3 separate regions of the Mus musculus genome follow, and regions 1 and 2 are each linked to region 3. The links are chromatin contacts, found by POLR2A ChIA-PET in ENCODE. All regions are on one chromosome and are shown on one strand. The core of a region is the stretch at or near the end of the contact, and the rest is flanking DNA. Distances in the headings are between cores, read along the strand shown. Region 1 holds the start of Prdx1 (peroxiredoxin 1). Region 2 holds the start of Ipp (IAP promoted placental gene). Region 3 holds the start of Pik3r3 (phosphoinositide-3-kinase regulatory subunit 3).

Evidence for each region. ChIA-PET counts read pairs that join two places held with the same protein, here RNA polymerase II (POLR2A).
Region 1: POLR2A ChIA-PET joins it to region 3 with 19 read pairs in embryonic stem cell. The contact joins the promoter of Prdx1 here to the promoter of Pik3r3 in region 3. POLR2A ChIA-PET finds 5 or more read pairs at or near these places in 4 of 5 experiments (Patski and embryonic stem cell).
Region 2: POLR2A ChIA-PET joins it to region 3 with 12 read pairs in embryonic stem cell. The contact joins the promoter of Ipp here to the promoter of Pik3r3 in region 3. POLR2A ChIA-PET finds 5 or more read pairs at or near these places in 3 of 5 experiments (Patski and embryonic stem cell).

Annotation. Positions count from the first base shown.
Region 1 is chr4:116,684,304-116,687,003 of GRCm38, forward strand. It overlaps Prdx1 (peroxiredoxin 1), which reads left to right and starts at 1,296. Exons shown (of 6, transcript NM_011034.4): 1 at 1,296-1,357. It overlaps AV051173 (expressed sequence AV051173), which reads right to left and starts at 1,719. Exons shown (of 3, transcript NR_040442.1): 1 at 1,634-1,719; 2 at 1,342-1,535; 3 at 659-1,005.
Region 2 is chr4:116,506,256-116,508,955 of GRCm38, forward strand. It overlaps Ipp (IAP promoted placental gene), which reads left to right and starts at 1,294. Exons shown (of 9, transcript NM_008389.3): 1 at 1,294-1,395.
Region 3 is chr4:116,220,190-116,222,889 of GRCm38, forward strand. It overlaps Pik3r3 (phosphoinositide-3-kinase regulatory subunit 3), which reads left to right and starts at 1,419. Exons shown (of 10, transcript NM_181585.6): 1 at 1,419-2,224. The coding sequence starts at 2,119.

The sequences.
Region 1 (2,700 bases), core at 46-2,545, 460 kb after region 3:
TTGTGTTTCCATGTCTGCCCCATCCTTATAGCATGACTTTCTAGAGGGTAAAGTTTGGATTATATCCATCTCTGGGTTCCTAAATCACACAAAGCATGTGATATGAAATGGGAACTCTGAGCTTTGTATCTATCCGGCTTCCCCTCCCCTCCCCCAAGGTCTCTATGTTGTCCTTGCTGTCCTGGAACTTGCTATGTAGACCAGGATGGACTAAAAAACACAGAGGTTCTCTTGCCTCTACCTTCCCAGTGCTGGCCATCAAGCCTGACCCCTCTTTAACTCTCTTGACTTTTTTTTTTTTTTTTTTTTTGGAGGCAGGATTTCTCTGTGTAGCTCTGGCTTTCCTGGAACTCGCATTGAATTGAGACCAGGCTGGCCTCGAACTCAGAGCTCCATTAGTCTCTGCCTCTAGAGTGCTAAGAAGATGTGCCATCACTGCCTGGCTTGGAACAGTGACTTTTAACTCAGGAAATTGACCACAGAGCCCCAGTTTTTAAAACCACAAATCAGTTTAGTGACAGGCTGAGATTCAGAAAGATTTAAGAATAATGCAAGAAATGGGTGTGAAACAGAAAAGCAGTATCCAGTAATCAGAGACCAATGGAGGCTGCCCTCAGTGGTGAGGGTTAATGAGGACCAGACTAGAACAGGAGTTTTGTTTTTGTTCTTAACGATTTATTTCTTTTCATTTTCTGTGCATTGGTGTTTTGCTTGCATGTATGTGTGAGGGTGTTGGATCCTCTAGAACTGGATCTACACAGTTATGAGCTGCCATGTGGGTGCTGGAAATTGAGGCTGGGTCCTCTGGTAGTGCAGCCAGGGCTTATAACGGCTGAGCCAGCTTTTCCAGCCCTAGAATAGGTTTGTGAGGCTGGGGTGCGACTGAGAAATATTTGGGTGCACAGTTTCCCCTGAACGTGGTTTAATTTTAGACGTGGCCTTCCAAGAGCAGTAAAACAGACCCTTCTTCTAGTTTGGGTCTTGATTGCACAGCACACAGTGGTCCTGGGAATAAAGAGAGGCACGGATTACCCGGGTACCCCGATTAAACGAGGAAATGACTCAAAGGGCAGTGCTTTTCTACCTCTGGGAACAGCATCACTGAAAGTGTGAGCGTTTCCCCCTGGAGACCCCCTCCACTCCAGGCCCATCCAGGGAAAGCGCTGAGTCATCCCCCGTAGGCCGGCCAGGGTGGGGCGGGGCTCAGCCAGGTCCCCCTCTTCCCGCACCCCCGGCCCGTGAGAATCTCGCGAGAACTTTGTAGGCTATAAAAGCAGCTCCCCGCGCGCGCTGTCGGGCGACCTCTTCCTGCGTTCTCACGGCTCTTTCTGTTTGTGAGACCTGTGGCTCGACCCTGGTGAGTGTGCGGGTATCGCCGCTGAGAAACGCGGCTCGCGCCCATCACTGGTTCCTTCTCCCTCTGGCCGGTCCCGGCTCGTCCCGGGCGATCACGGGCTGAAGCGGCAGGGCGAGGCCTGGTCCCGCGAGTGCTGGAGCTCTACTCGCATTCTTCACGTGGCGCTTAGTTCCCGGACCTGTTGGAACCCTGAGGCTAACGTTCAGTTTCCTCCTCTCCCGCTCACCGATAGAGGGCGGAGATGGCTTGGTGGGACGAGTTTGTGCTGGAACTTACCGCGCGCACTGGGCTGTGTCGTTGTGTTTTCTGATGTGCTATAGTGGGTGATGGCGTGAGTGGTAGGAACGTAACCTCCAGCGAGCTTGGGGCGTGACCTTCTCCGGCGTTCTAGTCCGATTCCTACGGAGACTTCTCAGCGGCCGGAAGTCGCTTTTCCGGGATTGGTTGAGTTTGGAAATGCTGGGCCACGTTGCAAAGCAAGTTTGATTAAAAGATGGTTTATGTTAGGGGGCACACCAGATAGGTAGTTGCTATGCTGCAGGTGCAGCATGTCCCTGAAAAAAAACAGTTAAAAGTTTTTTAAAGTTTGCGATGAAAGATGCTTTTTTTCTTGGCGTTTCTTTTGGTTATTGGTATTATGAACCAAGAAATTTGGAACTTGGATTCCAACTTGCACTCATACTGAGAGGCGTAAATTTTCTTTTAGATTGTGGGTTTTTTTTTAATGTGTATGTCTACCTGTGTGGTAAACACCCCCCCCCCCCCGAGCTAGTTACAGGTGGTTGTGAACCCATCCTAAGTGGGTGGAGGAATCTGAACCAGGACTTTTCCGGAAAGGAGCAGTGTAGGCTCTTAAATTGTTGCGCCATCGCTGAAGCTCCTAATGTTGTACATCTTAACAATTTATTTGTCTTGGTGTTGACCTGGGTCGATAGTGCAGAAATCGGTTTCTTAGCAGTACATTGACTCTTTTTGTATTTTTCTTAGAGTATCTTGGAAATAGGTTGGCCTCTAATTTGGCTAGCCTTGAACTCCTGAATCTTAAGCTTCTACTTCCCAAGTGTTGAGATTACACATCCCAAGTTTTTTTCTTTTAAACATTTGTGTGTGTGAACCTTGTAGAAGTCGGCTTTCCATCCTTATGGGCATTCTGGAGATGGAACTACGGTCATCAGATAGCAATTACCTTAACCTGCGTAACCTCCCTCATACAGAAATTGAGACAAGTGTTCCCTCGGTTCAGTATCCTCCTCCCTCAGCATGCAGAGTGCTGGGATGATGCTCCACTGTCCCTGGGTTAAACCTAAAGAACGTTTTAAGACACGGTTACTAAATCTAGGTTG
Region 2 (2,700 bases), core at 44-2,543, 290 kb after region 3:
GTGTAGTTGCTGAGAACTAACCCAGTTCCTCTAGAAGAGCAGCCAGTGCTCTTAATCGTTTGAGCCATCTCTCTTTTTTTTCTTCCACCATAAAATAGCTTAGTCAATAGAAAATCTTCATGGAACTAGCCTTCCAGTATTGGTCAGTGATTGCTGAGCCTTGCACCAGACAGGGGTCCAGTAATTCCTTTTACTCTTTTCTAAATTTCTGCCACTTTTTGCAGATTTTTTTTTGCACTTTTCATAATGAAATGTAAAGTAGAAATTGAAGATGTGGAGTAAATGTAAGCATAGTCTTGTGAAATTTTTGTCTTAGCTATACATCTGAATATGCAAATACATGGTATGTGTTTGATGTAAAATATTTTTGTACACTATGGGTCAGGAACATAAAGTTTGAGGGTTGGAGAGATGATGTGGCTAAGAGAGCACACTACTTGTTATTTTTGAGAAAGGGTCTCTCTACATAGCCCCAGCTATCCTGAAATTCACTAAGTAGACTGGACTGGCCAGGTACACAACAGAAATCCTCCTGTCTCTGCCTTCCCAGTGCTGGGATGATAGATGTGCACCACAACTCCTGGCAAAGAGTCCACTTCCCTCAAGGAGGACCTGAGCTGTTCCCAGCCTGTAATTCCAGCATCAGGGGGAACTACCACCATCTTCTGACCTTCATGGGCACAGCCTTTACATATACAAACCTATGGTTAGAGGCACACATTTAAAAAATAAAATCTCAGTCGGGCATGGTGGTGCACACCTTTAATCCCAGAATTGGGAAGCAGCGGCAGGTGTATCTCTAAATTCGAGGCCAGCCTGGTCTACAGAGTGAGTTGTAGGACAGCTAGGCCTACACGGAAAACCCTGGGGTGGGGCGGGGAGACTATAAAAAAGTTTGGACGTTGCTAATGCACCAGGACACATTATGATGCTCTACACTGAAAAAGAAGTGGGCATTTTGATTCTTGACTTCAAAGTAGGCAGGAGTGTATCAAAATTGAGGTTCAGGAAATGATCTAAGGAAGGTGGTAGAGAAGCACGGTGCACGTGATTTTCCTCGACGCTGAGATCAGTACCTGGCCTGGGACACTTGAAGAATTGAAGATGTGCATGGAGCGGAATAGGGAAGTCCACTAGCCCAAGGCAGGGGAGAGGTTTTTAAGAACCTGCCTCCGCGGCCAGCAAGCGGCTACCCAGGTTTACCCAGCGACGCCGGTGGCTGTGAGGAGGCGGGGCCAGAAGCGGAGCACGCGCAGTAGAAGGTTCCCGCATCAGCGCCGAAGCTGCGCCTTCAGCACTCGCAGTCACCTGTCACCAAAGACTGTCCCCGCCCCCTCCGCTGCCTGCCTGCGCGCGCAGAGCACCGGAGGGCGCCGGCGGGAAGGGACGCGGCGGGTAAGCGAGGCCTGCGTGCGGTCTGTGTTTCTCACAGGGTTGGGAACTTCCTCATGTCCAGCTCTCCAGACCGGGAAGAGCGAGTGATTGGAGCTTTGGAACGCACCGTTCCTCCGCTTTCGTCCTGTCGCCTCCGGAGGCGCTCTGACCGTCCGTGTGTTTTTAGCGTCCCGGAGCTTCCCAGTCTCACGGCGCCTTGGCCTCTGCTCTCCCAGCACCCACTGGGGAAACCGAAGGCCGGACCCTGTCCCTGACTTCTGCCGGCTCCAGTCTGAAATTCCTTACCGGCTCCAGTCTGAAATTCCTTACCGGCTCGCGCTGTCAGTAGCACAGAGTTGGTTTTCTTCCTCTAGTGTCTACCAGTTTAGGCAGAGTTCTAGTTACAGCCTCCAACTCAAGCACAAAGAGTCTCAGTTGTTTTGATGCTCAGCTGGAGCTCTGGCCCTCTAACTGAATTAACTTTCAGATGCTCTTCAGCGGGAAATCCAGGCCATCAAAGCATAGGTCCTCTTTAGTCCCTCCGATTATCTCCATCGTTAGCCAGTAAACTGTATGGAAGCATAGTTCTTAGCTCCCTATGCACTAATCCCAGGTCTTCACTTTTCATGTTTGTACGAACAAGCATTTCCCAAGCCACAGTTTAGGATGAGGTGCTCCACTGGCAGTGGAATGCCATCAACATTTACTGAGAAGGATGACAACAAACATTCTGGCTCTCTACTGTCAAAGTGAATATTAAGTGAATTGTTTGTTGTAACAGGAGGCATTTGACTTGTGGCTGTGCTTTAATACCTTGAGTAAGAGAGAAATGGAGGTAGCCTAGAATCACACCGCGAGGGTTCAGAATCTGCTGCCAGGGAGAATACAGAGCAGCAACAAGTCTGACAGCCACGCCATGTATAATAACATCTATAGGTCGAATTTCCACATAGAGGGAAATAGATTGTATTTATGTGCCACTTGTTTGTAAGATGCATTGTGTGCATGCTGAAGTAAATTTTAGCGGCTTCCTTTAAAACTCCCAAAATTAGTGTCTATATAGTCATGATTATCAGATTATTATTATGACAAGGTCTTACTATGCAGTCTTGGCTGGCTTGGAGCTAAGAGATCTGCCTGCCTCTGCACCACCACACCCACCTTCAGATCATTTTTACTGATAATTTTGACTGAATGCTATATACTGAATTTTTTAAAAATATCAGCTTACAACAGTTCTGTCATTTTGATTACTGGTTTTCTTTGGTGCCTGAATTACAAAACCTTAATCATTTTACATTTCCTCTGCTTCATCGTCGATCTTAT
Region 3 (2,700 bases), core at 169-2,668:
GGAAACAGCCGTTTTGGCCTCCTCAGACTGTATTGTATGGCAGGATGGCAATTCTAGGCACAGGTTAGCTATTCAGGGTTCCCCAGCAAGTTAATTAGCTGTTTCTGAAATGCATGAAAATGTTCAGCATTTTTTCTGAAGCAAGTCTCAGAACTTTAAGCTTGGAAGGAGGGACCTGTGTGTTAGGAAGTGGGAAACAGAAAAGCGCCTTTTTGGTAGGGGAATGCAACACCTGTGACTTACCACAGAAAACACACAGACACTGTAATTTAAAAAATCTATTTAATTCTTATTTCTTTATTTTCTGATTTGAGTACTAGAACTGGAGGGCTCGATGAGATGCCTCACTCTTTGCTTGAGCGTAACTATGGGTTCTAAAGTCCTTCAGTGTGAAGCGGAGTAGCGGGGGGGGGGGGGGATGACTCCCCAAGGAACATTCAAGGTTCAGGTACCCTCAGGGAGTGTGTGTGTGGGGGGGGTGGGGTGGGGGACGATGGGGATCTTGTCTGGACAGAGAGTCCTGCAAGTGGGCTTGGCGACCTTTGCTGTATCTGATGATTTAACACCGGGGTAGGGGAGGGCGAACGCAGCAAGGTGAAGAGGTTTGTGAGGAGGAACTCTGCCCAGAGACTTCCAATGGAGCAGAAGAGTGTGCGCCCCGCCAAGTGACAGCACGCCCCGCTGCCGCCGCTCCCCTCCCCCCGCAGCTAGTCTCCAGGCAGAAGAGTCTCGCGCCAGCCCGTTCTCCCCCTCGTCACTCGTCCGGGAGGACCGAGCCACAGCGGGAAGCCCCGCCAGTCTCCGGGCAGCTTGAGCCCCCGAGCGCTCGCCCAGCCTGTCAGTAACCGCCGTTTGCGCCTTCTTTCTTTCTCCACACCCCCTCTTCTTCCTCCTCTTTTCTTTTCCCCTCTGCCTTTGTCCCGCTTAGTAACTGAGGTCCGACCAATCGCCGCCTTACCGGCCGGCGCCGGCTATCTCCTGATTGGCTCGCTTGGGGCGCGCAGCCGTCTCCGCTCCTCAGCTGGAGCAGGGCAGACAAAAGACGCAGGCTCGGGCTCCGGCAACCGGGCTCAGCCAATCACCATCCGCCCCCCACTCTTGGAGGAGCTCGCGTGCGCCCGGCTCCGACTCCTGGCGAGCGGCCAGCGCCCGGACTGTACCATTCTGAGCGAGGCTAGGGGGTAATGGCAAAGTCTGATTAAAGTGTCGAGTCTCGCAGGCTGACGGGGAGAGTTAAAAGTCGAAGCGGAGGGTGGTGGCAGTCTTCATTTCTTAGGCACTTGACAATCTTTGCAGTTAAGGTGCAAAGGAGTGGAAAGGACAGTCGAGCTACCGGCTCTTCCTCCTGTCCTGCCCGGTTGGTTGGCGCCTCAGCGGGGGTGGCAAGGGGGGAGGGCGGGGGAGGAGGTCCCCTCAGCGCAGTTAAAATGAAACTCTAGTGGTTGGAGCCAGGGCAGAGCGTGAGGGGAGCCGGCGCTGTCGTGGTTACCTTTACTACTCGGGCACAGTCGAGCTGACTGGACTCTCCAAGGGGTCGCCATCCCGAAGCTGCGGAAGCTTGGGTTCCCAGCCTGACGCGAATAGAGCCCGAGTCCCAATCCCAGAGGGAATCGCTCTCCGCAGACCAGTGGGACCCCGAAACTTGAACGCAAACCCCCTTTTCAAGCCTTTGTCACTTCCCCAGCTTTCTCCCAACGCGTTCTTTTTTCCCCCTTCCTCTCCATTCTCTCTTCTCCGAAGGACACAAAAGTGGCTTCCGCTGAAAGATTAGGAGGCGGTGGGAGCTTTTCCCTTTGGAGAGCGATTGTGTAGGAAGGATTTTCGGGAAGCTGCTTTTTAACACCACTGCTCTTTGCTTTCCGAGCTTCCCTGTAACCCTCTGAGGTAAAAACCCCGTAGCTTGAAAGTTCGGGGTATTTTGTTGGGTGCTTTAGGAGGAGAGAAGAGGAGGACCTTGTCCTCATCCTAGTAGTTTGGCTGGACTTGTACTGGCCGTTGGAAACCCCCAAGTACATTTCCGTGTGGAACTTTTGCAAATATATATTTAGATTTTAAATATCAGATAAAAGATATATATGCTTTTTATATATTTCCCGACGACCTGCCCCTGACAGCGCGATGTACAATACGGTGTGGAGTATGGACCGCGATGACGCAGACTGGAGGGAGGTGATGATGCCCTATTCGACAGAACTGATATTTTATATTGAAATGGATCCTCCAGGTATTTGAGAGCAAACTTGTTATTTTTATTATTTTTTAAAATTTTTGGATGGGTCTGATTTGTGCTTAACAAAACCCCGGTGACGTTTTCAGGCCAGAAGTATTCTTGGGTGCGCCAGGTTCGGGATGAGGGGTAGATTGCAGTTATAGCTGCAGTAAAACTGCTCTGGCTTACACCTTTAAAGTTTGCAGTTAGGACCCTGATCCCATTGTCCTGAGGGGGTGGGGGCGGGGGGACTGGAGTGGGAGGAAAGACCCGTTTTGGTTTGGCCTTTGCATGTCATTCAGGGTTTTGACGGCCCTCCACTTTTTTTTTTTTTTTTAATCAAGATTTCTGCTGGCAAGGGATGTATTATAATCCATGCTTGAAGAATTTCCCTTTGTGGCGATTCCTTAAAGCTTATACTTTAGTGCAGTTATCTGCTATGGTTCGTTGTTATTTTACCTTGGTTAACTTTAGAAACTGAGTTGCCTTTG